Linked DNA regions of Homo sapiens: region 1 is linked to region 2. The links are chromatin contacts, found by Hi-C or POLR2A ChIA-PET in ENCODE. All regions are on one chromosome and are shown on one strand. Each heading gives the region's core, a stretch centred on a gene start or an enhancer-like site at or near the end of the contact. The rest is flanking DNA. Distances are from core to core; before and after follow the strand shown. Region 1 holds the start of ADAMTS7 (ADAM metallopeptidase with thrombospondin type 1 motif 7). Region 2 holds the start of ISL2 (ISL LIM homeobox 2).

What was found. A loop is a pair of places that touch in the nucleus more often than their neighbours do. ChIA-PET counts read pairs that join two places held with the same protein, here RNA polymerase II (POLR2A). Pooled maps may share reads with other maps.
Region 1: a pooled map shows a loop between it and region 2 (13-fold over the local background). The contact joins the promoter of ADAMTS7 here to the promoter of ISL2 in region 2. A Hi-C loop is called at or near these places in 1 of 50 pooled maps. POLR2A ChIA-PET finds 5 or more read pairs at or near these places in 2 of 52 experiments (K562 and activated CD4-positive, alpha-beta T cell).

Annotation. Positions count from the first base shown.
Region 1 is chr15:78,806,988-78,812,713 of GRCh38, reverse strand. ADAMTS7 (ADAM metallopeptidase with thrombospondin type 1 motif 7) reads left to right here and starts at 1,250. Exons shown (of 24, transcript NM_014272.5): 1 at 1,250-1,593. The coding sequence starts at 1,494. RefSeq lists a silencer at 803-1,222.
Region 2 is chr15:76,332,812-76,338,308 of GRCh38, reverse strand. ISL2 (ISL LIM homeobox 2) reads right to left here and starts at 1,536. Exons shown (of 6, transcript NM_145805.3): 1 at 1,368-1,536; 2 at 342-531; 3 at 1-57. The coding sequence starts at 1,425. RefSeq lists enhancers at 216-1,027, 1,453-1,502, 1,196-1,695, 1,507-1,801.

The sequences.
Region 1 (5,726 bases), core at 1-2,500, 2.5 Mb before region 2:
GAAGTAGGTGAAGCCAGGAGGGGCTGGTAGGTTGGGCGAAGAGGAAGGTATCAAGGGACTGGAGGAAGAGCAATACATAGTGGGACTGTGAAGGTGGAAAGGACTGCAGAGTCGGGTCTGACAGGGGGGCACCTGAGCTTCGGATTTCCAAGATGGAGCAGTTCTGAGGGATGACACAGCCCAGGCTTTGGCCCTGAGACCTGATGGCTGAGGTGGAGTGGAAGGTCACTGGAGATGAGATGGAGGAAGTAGGTGACCCTGTACTACACAAATTCCCTAGAGGACAGACAGGTTGAGGGTGGAGAGGAAGCCAGAAGTGAGCTTCCAGGAATTGAATGAAAGGGCCCAGGAGATTGGACAATGAGGAGGTGTGCGGGCCTCAGAGGGCAGGGGGCACACAAAGACTAACCAAGGGGAGGAAGCTGACCGCAACCGCCCCGAGGACAAGACGGGCGTCCTCGGTACAGGGCCATGTTTAGTGACGGCAGAAGGGAGAAAGGAAGCTCCTGGGAGCACAGGGGGAAGGGGAGCCGGAAGCCAGAGCCAGGGCTGGGGCCACGAAGGACAGACGGCCGGTGTTGGAGGCGGAGGCTGGCCTGGGATGTGAGGCTGGGGTTGGCCGGCCTCCAGGCTCCCCGGGAGCCCCTGCTGAAAGTCTGTGGGCGCTGGCCTGGGCGAAGCCGCGGTCCCCCGCCTGTGGGCTCAACTCTGCGCTCTGCTTCAAGCAAACGCACTAGGAGAGGAGTCAGGAGACGAGGAACTGCGGGGCCCCACCTCGCGCGGGCAACCGCTGTCTGTCCAGGGAGGGCCCAGGCCTGTCTCCGCAGATAGCTTTGAAGCAGGGCCCCCGGTGTGGCCCTCTGGAGGCCTCCCGCGTCCCCTTTTGAGGGGCTGCCCTGCTTGGCCTGGGGAACACAGCGAAGGGCACCTCGTGGAGCCCAATTTAGGGACAACACATTAATTCTGGAAATTCCAGATTCTTTCCGGGGGTCCTCAACCGGCCGGGGTCGGAAAGGCCTGGCAGGGCTCCGCCGGCAGGGGGCGCTCGGGACAGGGGGGCGAGGGGGGCGGACATCCGTTGCGGGGCGCTGCCTGCGCCGGGCCGGCCAGCCCTTGAGGCGAGCACGGCCTGCGGGGCCGATGAGGCCGGGGCCGGCCGGGGCGGGGCGGGGCCAGGGGCGGGGGAAGGAGTCCGAGGGGCGGGGCGGGGGCCGGCAGCCGCCCTCCCTCACTCTCCCTCCCTTTCTTTCTTTCTTTCTTTCTCTCCTTCTAGCTCTCTTGTCTTTTCTTTGCCTCTGCAGCGGCCAAGGGGGCGGGCCCTGCAGCCTTTGTTGCCCGCGGACCGAGCGCAGCCGAACGGAGTCGGGGCCGGGTCGCCGGGAGCTGCACGCCGGCCGGGCATGTCCTGAGCCGGACCTGGGACCAGGCAGCGACCGGACGGGACGGACGAGAGCGTGCGCGCGGGGTCACCCGGCGGCCGCCCGGTTCCTGCCATGCCCGGCGGCCCCAGTCCCCGCAGCCCCGCGCCTTTGCTGCGCCCCCTCCTCCTGCTCCTCTGCGCTCTGGCTCCCGGCGCCCCCGGACCCGCACCAGGTGGGTGTCCGCCCCTCCCCGGCCAGCCGGGCCTGCCACCCCTTCCCGCTCCCCCAGTCTCGGTTTTGTCCCTCCTCACCTTTGTGGACCCCGCGCCGGCTCCGCTGTGCCTGGAGTTGGTCGCGTCTTCCGCTCCCTGGGTATTAGGGGACAGTAGTCGGGGTCGGGCCGGGCCGGGAGCGAAGCCGCGCTTCTGGGGAAACTTCCTCGGCCCCTGATTCAGTTACTGACACTGCCTGTCGCCTGGAATAAGCCCCTTCCGCTCTTCGGGCTCCGGTTTCCCCACCTCGGGTGCAGCAACGCGCCTGGCTCCCGGGAGAGCTCTCGTCCGAGTGGGCTGGACGGAGCGCGGTTTACCCACTGAGGATTTGGTTTCTCACACTCCTTAGCGAGGCTCGCCTGGAAAGCGGGCTGGCCGGGACACAGCCGGCGAGGGCGCCAGGTCGCAGGTCTTCGCGGGACCCCGCCGCCCCCCCAGCTCCCGCCCACCGCATCTGGGCTGCTGGCGCGGCCCCTGGCGGCTCGGGGGGCCGGGTCTTGCGCGGTCCTTGCACTTCCTGCCTCTCCCTTCCCCAAGTGTGAAGACGCCGGGAGTGGAGCGGGGAGCAGGAGCTTCTTTTCCCGGCCATGGGTTAACTCTCCCCGCCCCGCCGGGCCGGCCTCCGACGAGCCTCTGGCCTGCGTCCAGACTCTTGTTTGGCGGCGACCTGCCGGGCGGCCGCGCTGCTGGCGCGTCCGACGCAGCCGGCCTGGGAATTCAGTAACCGAGGATGTAGGAGACCCCAGGCCCGGTGCTCAGGGAGCTCCCAGTCAGGGGAGCCGGTGGATAGTGGGGAGAGTCCTGCAATAGAGCCGACCGGCAGGCTTTGTAGGAGAGGAGGGGCATGAGGTTGGAGAGACTGGAAGGATGGATGGATTCTGGATGAGCTAGAAGGGCGTGGAGGGAGTGGGGCCCTCCCCTGGGGAGCATCAGTCGGGGGACTGGATTAGGGTTGCTTGCTGGGATGGGGTCGACCTGCCTCCCCACTGGAGGGATTGTGACGAGAAAGTAGTCTGGGCGGGAAGGATGGGGACATTGACTCTTGATCTTAGAGGTTTGGGAAGCCGTTGAGGGGAGCAGCTGATGAAAGCAGTGTTTTGGAAAGATTTGGTCTAGCAGCCATGCGCAGAGCGCAGAGGGAGCGAACATTTAATGAGCACCTACTGTGTGCCAGCCTCACGGGTTCTTATTTCTCATCATCTCCACAACAACCGTGCAAAGCAAGTGATGGAAAGTCCTTTTATGGACCAGCAAACAGGCTCAGAGTAGAGCGACCTGTGGGGTTGGACTCCTGAGCTTCCTGAATGAGGCTTGTGTTTTCCACTGTCCAGAGCTGGGGGCTGAGGAGGATGAACCGGGCGATGGGAATGGGAGAGCAGGAAAATGCTTCCCTCAGGACTTGGGTCCTGGCCCCCTGGCAGCTGTGGGAAGAGTTGGGTGCGGTCAACCTCGTGGGATTCTTATGAGGATTAAATGAGATATTGAATATGTCAGTTGCTCAGGCAGGACACAGTGACTACAATGTAGTGGTCATTATTTTTATTAATCTGCCAGGCCGACCCAGGACTCCCCAGATGACCTGGACCTGCTGTTTGAGGGTGGAGGCAGGCCAGGCACTCTCTCCAACCTAATCTGGGCACAAACACTCCAAGGGTGAAGTCTGTCTCTAGTGTTCCCATAGATATAGAGCATGGGGTCCTTCCTGTTCTGCACTCCCTCAGGATTGGTGACTCTGAGGCTGCTGGCCTGTTTGTCATTTTCTTTGAAGCCCAGGACCTAAGCCTGGGGCTCCTCCTACCACTGAATGTTACCTTCTTTAAGACCAAAGGGCTCATCCTGGGCTCACTTTTAGGAAAATATATCCCTTTTCCCCACTTGTGACTGACCCAGGGACCTGCTAGGGTTTCTGAGGCTGGAGCCCAGTCATGTGTCCTCCTCATGCCGTATGGCACATGTGAACTCTGTGTGCATGTGTTTCTGTGCATACTAGAACTCACAGAGGAGGGCATTCACATACTACCCCCCACCCTGCCAGTTATTTTTCCTCCTTGGCATGAGCTGTGGGTCATTTGAAGGGCTGGATTGTAACTCAGGTTCTTGATAGGGAGGTGAGGGTAAACACCATCTTGGCATTTCTTTGGTAGAAGCTCCAAAGTGACAGTTCTGTCACCCAGGGGAGATATTAAAAGTATTTAACACCCAATGTGGCAGGAGCTTGGTCCAATCAGAACAGACCTCCTGACTTGGCAGAATAGATTTGGCCATGAATCTCTGGCAGTCCTCTTGAATGGTGCCTGTTGCCATCCCACTGTCACTTGAACTCTGCAGGCTCAGCTTTGTTGCAAGCACATAACCGGTCGAGACTGGAACCTGCAATTACTCCTTGCTGGCACTGGGTGGTGCTAGTTTCAGCCACCAACATCTCTACTGAGTGAGGTCAACTAGGCTACAGTGAAAGTTACTTATTTTTAAACTTACCCCTGCACTTTTTAAAAATATTTTAATGGCAAAACAATACAAGTTCACTATAAAAAAAGGTAATGCTGGCGGGCTGCAGTGGCTCATGCTTGTAATCCCAGCACTTTGGGAAGCTGAGGCTGGCGGATCACTTGAGGCCAGGAGTTCGAAACCAGCCTGGCCAACATGGTGAAACTCCATCTCTATTAAAATACAAAAATTAGCTGGACATGGTGGTGCATGCCTGTAATCCCAGCTCCTCGGAAGGCTGAGGCATGAGAATTGCTTGAACCCAGGAGGCAGAGGTTGCGGTGAGCCGAGATCGCACCACTGCATTCTAGCCTGGGTGACACAGGGAGACTGTCTCAAAAGAAAAAATCTGAACAAAACAAGAAAAAAATTATTGCAATAAAAGTGGCAACATCCTGTAAGTCTATTCTTTTATTGTTGATTGAAAAACATGTTTTAGACCAGACACAGTGATTCACACCTGTAATTCCAGCACTTTGGGAGGCCAAGGTAGGCAGATCGTTTGAGCCCAGAAATTCAAGACCAGCCTGGGCAGCATAATGAGACCCCATCTCTACAAAAAAATTTAAAAATTATCCAGGCCTGGTAGTCCACGCCTGTAGTCCCAGCTATTTGGGAGGCTGAGGTGGGAGGATTGCATGAGCCCAGGAGGTCAAGGCTGCAGTAAACCACGATCGCATCACTGCACTCCAGCCTGGGAGATCTCAGAAAAAAAAAAAAGAAATAAATAAATAAAAACATGTTTTTTGTTTTGTTTTGTTTTGTTTGTTTTTAAGCCATTAGGCAAACAGATAAAACAACAAGTTTTTAAAAGAAAAAGCTAAATATACTTTAGAAGTTCTCTTGCTAATTTTCAGTCATAACTTAGCTCACATTTGCTATGTGCCAGCTGTTGTTATAAGCACTTACATACTAACTCATTTAATTCTTACACAACCAAAGAGAGCAGCTGTAATTATTATCATCCCCATTTTACAGATGGAGAAACTGAGATTCTGAGTGGTTGAGTAATTTACCCATGGTCTCACAGATATGGGTAGCAGAGCTGGGATTCAAACACAGCCTCTCTGGCTCTAGAGCTCACTAATCCGAATGCTTTTCACCTGCGGCATAGCTCTACTTAGCCCTGTCCACATTTTTGAACTTAATAGGATGCTTCTTTGTAAGTCATCTGGAATTTCTGTCTTGCAATATTTGCCCAGGATCTACAGCAGGTATTCTCAACAGGACTGTACATCCGCTGGGGCATGGGTTCTTCCCCAGAGATACTTTATTTTTTTTAAGCTTTTGGGGCCTTTTCTCCCCAGTGGTTGATTCCTCAGTTACATACCTGCTTCCATTCCCCAACCACATGCATTTGAGGACAAAACTTGCCTAAAAGAGTGTCATGTAGCTCCCCCAGTTGAGAATTTTAGAGCTGGTTGGCATCAGTGCCCCCCTGACCTTCAGCTCATCTTTAGCTGCCTTGGCTGGGATTGTCCTTGCCCTGGGAACCAACGTTAATACTCACTTAAAACAAGTGTTGGAGGGTGGGCATGGTGGCCCATGCCTGTAATCCCAGTACTTTGGGAGGCTGAGGCGGGTGGATCACCTGAGGTCAGGAGTT
Region 2 (5,497 bases), core at 287-2,786:
ACCAGGTCGCTGCTGCTGAAGCCCACCTGGCACTTGGCGCACTTGATGCCGAACAGCCTGCGGGCCCAAGGTGCGGCGGTGTCAGCGCTGGGCCTGCGGCCGCCCTCATCTCCCTGGCTGCTACGGCTCCGGCGCGCGCCCAGGACACTTTGTGGCCACCAGGAGACTGCGGTGACCCGCCTGCGGGCATTCCCGGGCCCGGGGGAGCGCTGCGGCACCCGTGCGGGATGCGGATGGCCTTCTCCCTGGGCAGGGCCGGGGCGCGCGGGCAGGCCGCCATCCCCAGTCCCGGCCCCGGCCCCTGCGCGCGGTGGCCCAGCCCGCGTTCCCGCCGGCCTCACCTGACATAGTCCCGCTTGCAGTAGGTCTTCCCGTCTCTCACGAAGCACGTGCACGTCTCGTCCAGGTACTGGCTGCACTCGGCACACTTGAGGCAGGCCGCGTGCCACTCGAGGTCGGGCGACACCCGCAGGATAAACTGGTCGTGGATCTGACTCCCGCAGCCCACGCACATGGCCGTCCCGGGCTTCTCTGCCGGGGAAGGGCGCGGGGCCGCGTCAGGCCTGACTGCCCGGACCCAGGCCGGCCTCGGCTACTCCAGCCCCAACCCAACCCGCTCGCTCTCTTGCTCTTTCTTTCAAGACTTGCGACCATAAGGAAAGATGATGAGCTCTCTAAAGGTCCAGGGCATTGGAAACGAAAAACCAGTATCTTGTGGATTGCTGAAGGTTTCTTCTGTCCCCCACCCCAAATATTTCGTTATTACATTCATTAATGACAGTCGTTTTGTCGACGTGTCTTGAAACTAAACGCAAACACGAAACTAAGAAGAGAGTAAATACACAGGCACTGCGGACGCCTGGATATCAACACCTAACGGTGCTGTCCTGGCATTTCCGCTCACACACTCCCACTCACAGCGGCTGCCTCCTATCCCAACACAGACACATCGTCTTTCGGCAGTCCCCGCTCATCCTCTCAGACATTTCTTAGTTTAAATATCCCAGAGCAAGCGAAAGAAAGCTTCCTAGCTTTGAAAAACCGAAAGGCAAACAAACAACAACCAAAAAAAAAAAAACCCACATCCCTAAATCAAACCTAATTGCCTTTGCGCAAAACAGAAGCAGATTTCGCAGCCCGAAGTCATCCTAGCCGGCTTGAGAAATAGTGTTTACTTATAAAATAAAACAACAGGATTCCCAAAGATAAGCAGTCCTGCAGGAGACATGCATTCGTTTTTCCTCTCCTAAACTATTCTGACAAATAGAAGCCACTTGTAGAATCCACTAAACATTTTTCTGCATTAGAAATTTTGCATATTAAGCATACACACACACCCCACCCCACACACACACAGAAATACTTACTCTTGGAATGATCACCCATAGCACCCAGAAAAGGATAATGAAAAATAATATCCACCATGCAGAAAAAGAGATGTGCGCAAAGTGTGCGGCCAGGGGCAGAAGGACGAGGGTCGCGCGCCCGGCCTCGGCTCTTTGCTAACTAACTCCTACTGCCCCGCGGAGTTGAAGGAGCGATTCCGCACCGGCCCGCACGCAGCATGACGTCAACACGCACTAGCCCCGGGCCGGAGCTGGGGGCGGGACCTGTGGCGTCACGAAGCTTCCCCAGAACTGCCGGGGATGCGGGGGAGGTGATGGGGATCCAGGGGCTGATGGGCGGGGTGGGTTGGGTTGGAGGCTGGGGGTGAAGGGAGATTGGCTGGGAGGAAGTGGGCCAACCCTGATTGGCCCGGAGTGAACAATGGAGTGCAGCCCCCCCACCTCCGAAACCTACAAGGATCCTCTCTCATGCCCCGGGCCTGGCAATCTGGACTGGACCTTGCGTCACCGCCGAGCTGGCTCCGCGGCCGTTACAACTCTGAGCTTCCTCTTGGACTTTCGGGGCGGTTTTCCCAGGCGCGCTGGAGCTGGGTGATGGATACCTGAGGGTGGAGATGGCTCTCCTTTAAGAGCTCCCTTCTTATATAAATTAAAAAAAAAAAAATTAAACCCACTCTCAGGACGAGAGAGCCGAGGACAAGGGGGATCCGTTTGGACGTGACCGTCATCGTCCAGCTGGTCACCTTTCTCCTCTCATGTGCCTTTGTTCTTCGGGTCCAAGCTAGAGAGAGTGTAGAGAATGACCACCTGGGTTCTGATAAACTCTATTTAGACTTTCCTATCCACACACACGTAGAAAACTTTAGATTGGGGCATTACGTGGGTTGAGCCAGAACCCAGATCCAAAAGCGCTCACCCGGGACTGGGACGGGTCCTGACTCCATCCTTGCTGCTGCTGCCGCTGCTGCTGCCCCTCCTCCCTCTCCTCCACCACCACCTCCTCCTCCTGCTCCACTTCCTTTTTTTTGTTGTTTTGTTTTGCTTTTAATTTGTTGCTGTTGTTGTTTTAAATGTAACATGGACTTCCCCGCCCCCTCATTTTTCCCCCATCCAAATGGCATAGCTCCTTTTAGGAACACTGCTGGGGTCGATTGCGTGTCCAACTTCCAAAATAAAAGATTTTTCTAAACTCTTGTCCTTCATTAACAAACCCACTGCAATGCAAATAATCAGAAACGAACGTAAGGCGCTGGGTAATTTACAGTGGTATCTGCGAGGCGGCGGCTCGTTGGTCCTGAGAAAATCTGAGAGCTCTGAGCACAGTCCAGGCATTCTTTCAAAGAAATCGCTGTGGGTTTTGTTTGAAAGGGTTCAAAGACCGGCCCATGAATTATAAATAACATTTATCCAACCATGGTGTCTGTTCTTGTTTTCCCATTAAAAGGAGTACCAAGAACTTGGTGTGCGCCTGGGTGGGGCGCGAGGTGAAACGCCTGCGGATAAAGTGTCTCCACCGCCATTCCAGACCCTGCCCAGACCTTCGGGCTTGTGGGCCTGAGGGCGCGGTCGCTACTGCCGTTCTACTAAGAGCATGAGGTTGGTTGGCGTCGAAACGGATGCAGCCGAGGGCGCAGGCCGAGGCTTTGCAGAAGGCTAGGGCGAGGCCCCGAGTGCACGCTAACATTATTCGACCATGGTCCACGGTGAACGTTCCTCACCGGCCCCGCGCTGGGGCGAGCGCTTTAAGCCTCGTCCAGTAGCGTCCGGCTTTTGAGCTCCGCCTCCACCTTTAGGAGGTCTAGTCTTCTCACCGGTCCGGCTTTTTTTTTTTTTTTTTTTTTTTTTTTTTTGAGATAGACTCTTGCTGTGCCGCCCAGGCTGGAGTGTAATGGTGCGATCTCGGCTCACTGCAACCTCCGCCTCCCGGGTTCAAGCGATTCTCCTGCCTCAGCCTCCTGAGTAGCTGAGATTGCAGGCGAGCGCCACCACGCCCCGCTAATTTTTGTATTTTTAGTAGAAACCGGGTTTCACCATGTTTGTCAGGCTGGTCTCGAACTCCTGACCTCGTGATCCGCCCACCTCGGCTTCCCACAGTGCTGGGATTACAGGCGTGAGCCACCGCGCCGGGCCACCGGACCGGCTCTTGTTACAGTTTACCACCCGTTGGCCAATAGGCCATTTCTTGCGTCTTTAGTCAACAGTCCCCCAAAGAGCGCTCACCCTGAGTGTGTGCGGGCAGGTCAGGGGTTGGGGGATGCTGCGTTTGAATGAATGTGTTTATGTAAATGGGGGACAAGAGCGAGGGGGTGGGTATCTGTGCCTGAGGCTGTGCCAGGACACCTGTGTGACCTCAGGCATCTTATTTTAATTCTCCTTCCCTCAGTTTCCTCATCTGTAAAATGGGGGTATAATAATTGTAGCTATCTCTATTACATAATAATTAAATAAACTGTTCTCTGGAAAGGGCTTAGAGCAATACCTAGCACAGAGTAAGTGCTCCATATGTGTTAATTATGACAGTTATGACTGTGGCTGTATCTTTATGTTGGGAGCCTCTGCCCACCCTGCCTGCGTGTGTCTGGATGGGGAGGGGAGGTCTAAGTATGTCTCAGTATGTGTCATCTGATGATTTCTTTGTGATTTCGATGTGTGCTTGCTGTGTGTGTGTCTGCTGTGTAGATGGGGTTTGGAGATGTGTGGTCTGTGCATAGACTTTGTGTACAGGTTATATCTGTGAATGTGGGTGCACAGTCAGAACTGGGAGGGGACTCGGTGTGTGTGTCTGCATGTGGAGTGAGGAGGTGCGTCTGGCCCAATGGCCCTACCCTTAGGTGACCCTGGACTAGGCCTGGCTCCCAGCACCTACTAGCTCTTGCTCGCCAGGCCAGGAGCAAGCACATCTATAATTCAGGGGTTCAGACAGCTGGCCAGGAGGGGGCAGCCCCAGGCTGGAATCGTAGTCCCAGCTTTTAACCGTCTCCTGCCCAGAGAAACTCTTCCTTCCCGTCCAGAAAAACCTGTCCTTTGAAACTTCACTAGGGAGGTGGGGATTGGAGAGGGTCACCCCTCCTGGGATGCTAGGAAGCCAGGTCAAAACAAATATTTGTTCAGGGCCACCATGTGCAAAGTCCTTGTTGTTAGCCTATTAGGTCTTAAAAGTAATGCCATGTGGTGAGTAGTATTGGGCCCCTCCAATCCTCGAGGAAACTGAGGCTCAGAGAGGGGAAGTTACTGCCTCAGGTCACAGGTTAAATCATTGCTGGCATTGAACCCAGGTCTATCTGGCTCCATCTTGCTTGCTTTTTTCACTGTGCCATTGAAGAGCCACATGAGTGTAGCTCCATCATTCACCCATTTCACATCTCTGGAGCTGTAAAACCAGGGATCCATTTCAAAATCACTCCATGTGTGACTTCTGGTCACAGCCACCCCTGAGAGACCAGCACTGACATGGGAGAAGAAAACACCTGCACCTGCTGGGCACGGCCACAGGCACCATTGATGTGGCCCTACCCTGGTTCTCTGCCTCCTGGCTGCTCCCTTCTCAGGTATGGAGGGGCCACACACTCTCCACATCCCAGGCTGGCATGCAGGAGACCTGGGTGCCTCCTATCCTGGGTCTTAGATCACTTTCTCCTTATCAGGAATGGCAGCTTGAGCTCCATAGCTATGCTTTATCCCATAAAACTAGCCTGTACTGGGGAGAGTTCAGAAGCACAGAGAAGTCTCCCTGATTATTTTCTCCCCAAAACCTCCTCTACCACATCACTTACAAAGGCACAGCCCCATGCACAATGTCCAGCCAACACAGAGGAAGCTGTTGCTAGTGTGGGAGCATCAGTCCTACTGTGAATATCAGGAAGGAAACTGAGGCCTGGTGACCTGTTACCCAGCATGTGATGGAGATGGAGCCGGAAGCCAGGTCCCCTAACCCAGGCCAGACCTCTTCCTGCTGGACTCCCTCTGGATGATCTTCTGCTGTCCAGGGCTGAGACCTTGCTGCCCAGCTTAAGTCACTGGACCAGGCTTCTCCTCTTGCTCCAGGCTCCATCCCCCTCCATTCTCCTTCTGCCCCACTCCCAAAGGCTTTTACTCTTCTCCAAAGGTAGTTGGAGATGTTGAATACAGCAGGCCAGAGACAGCCTCAGCAT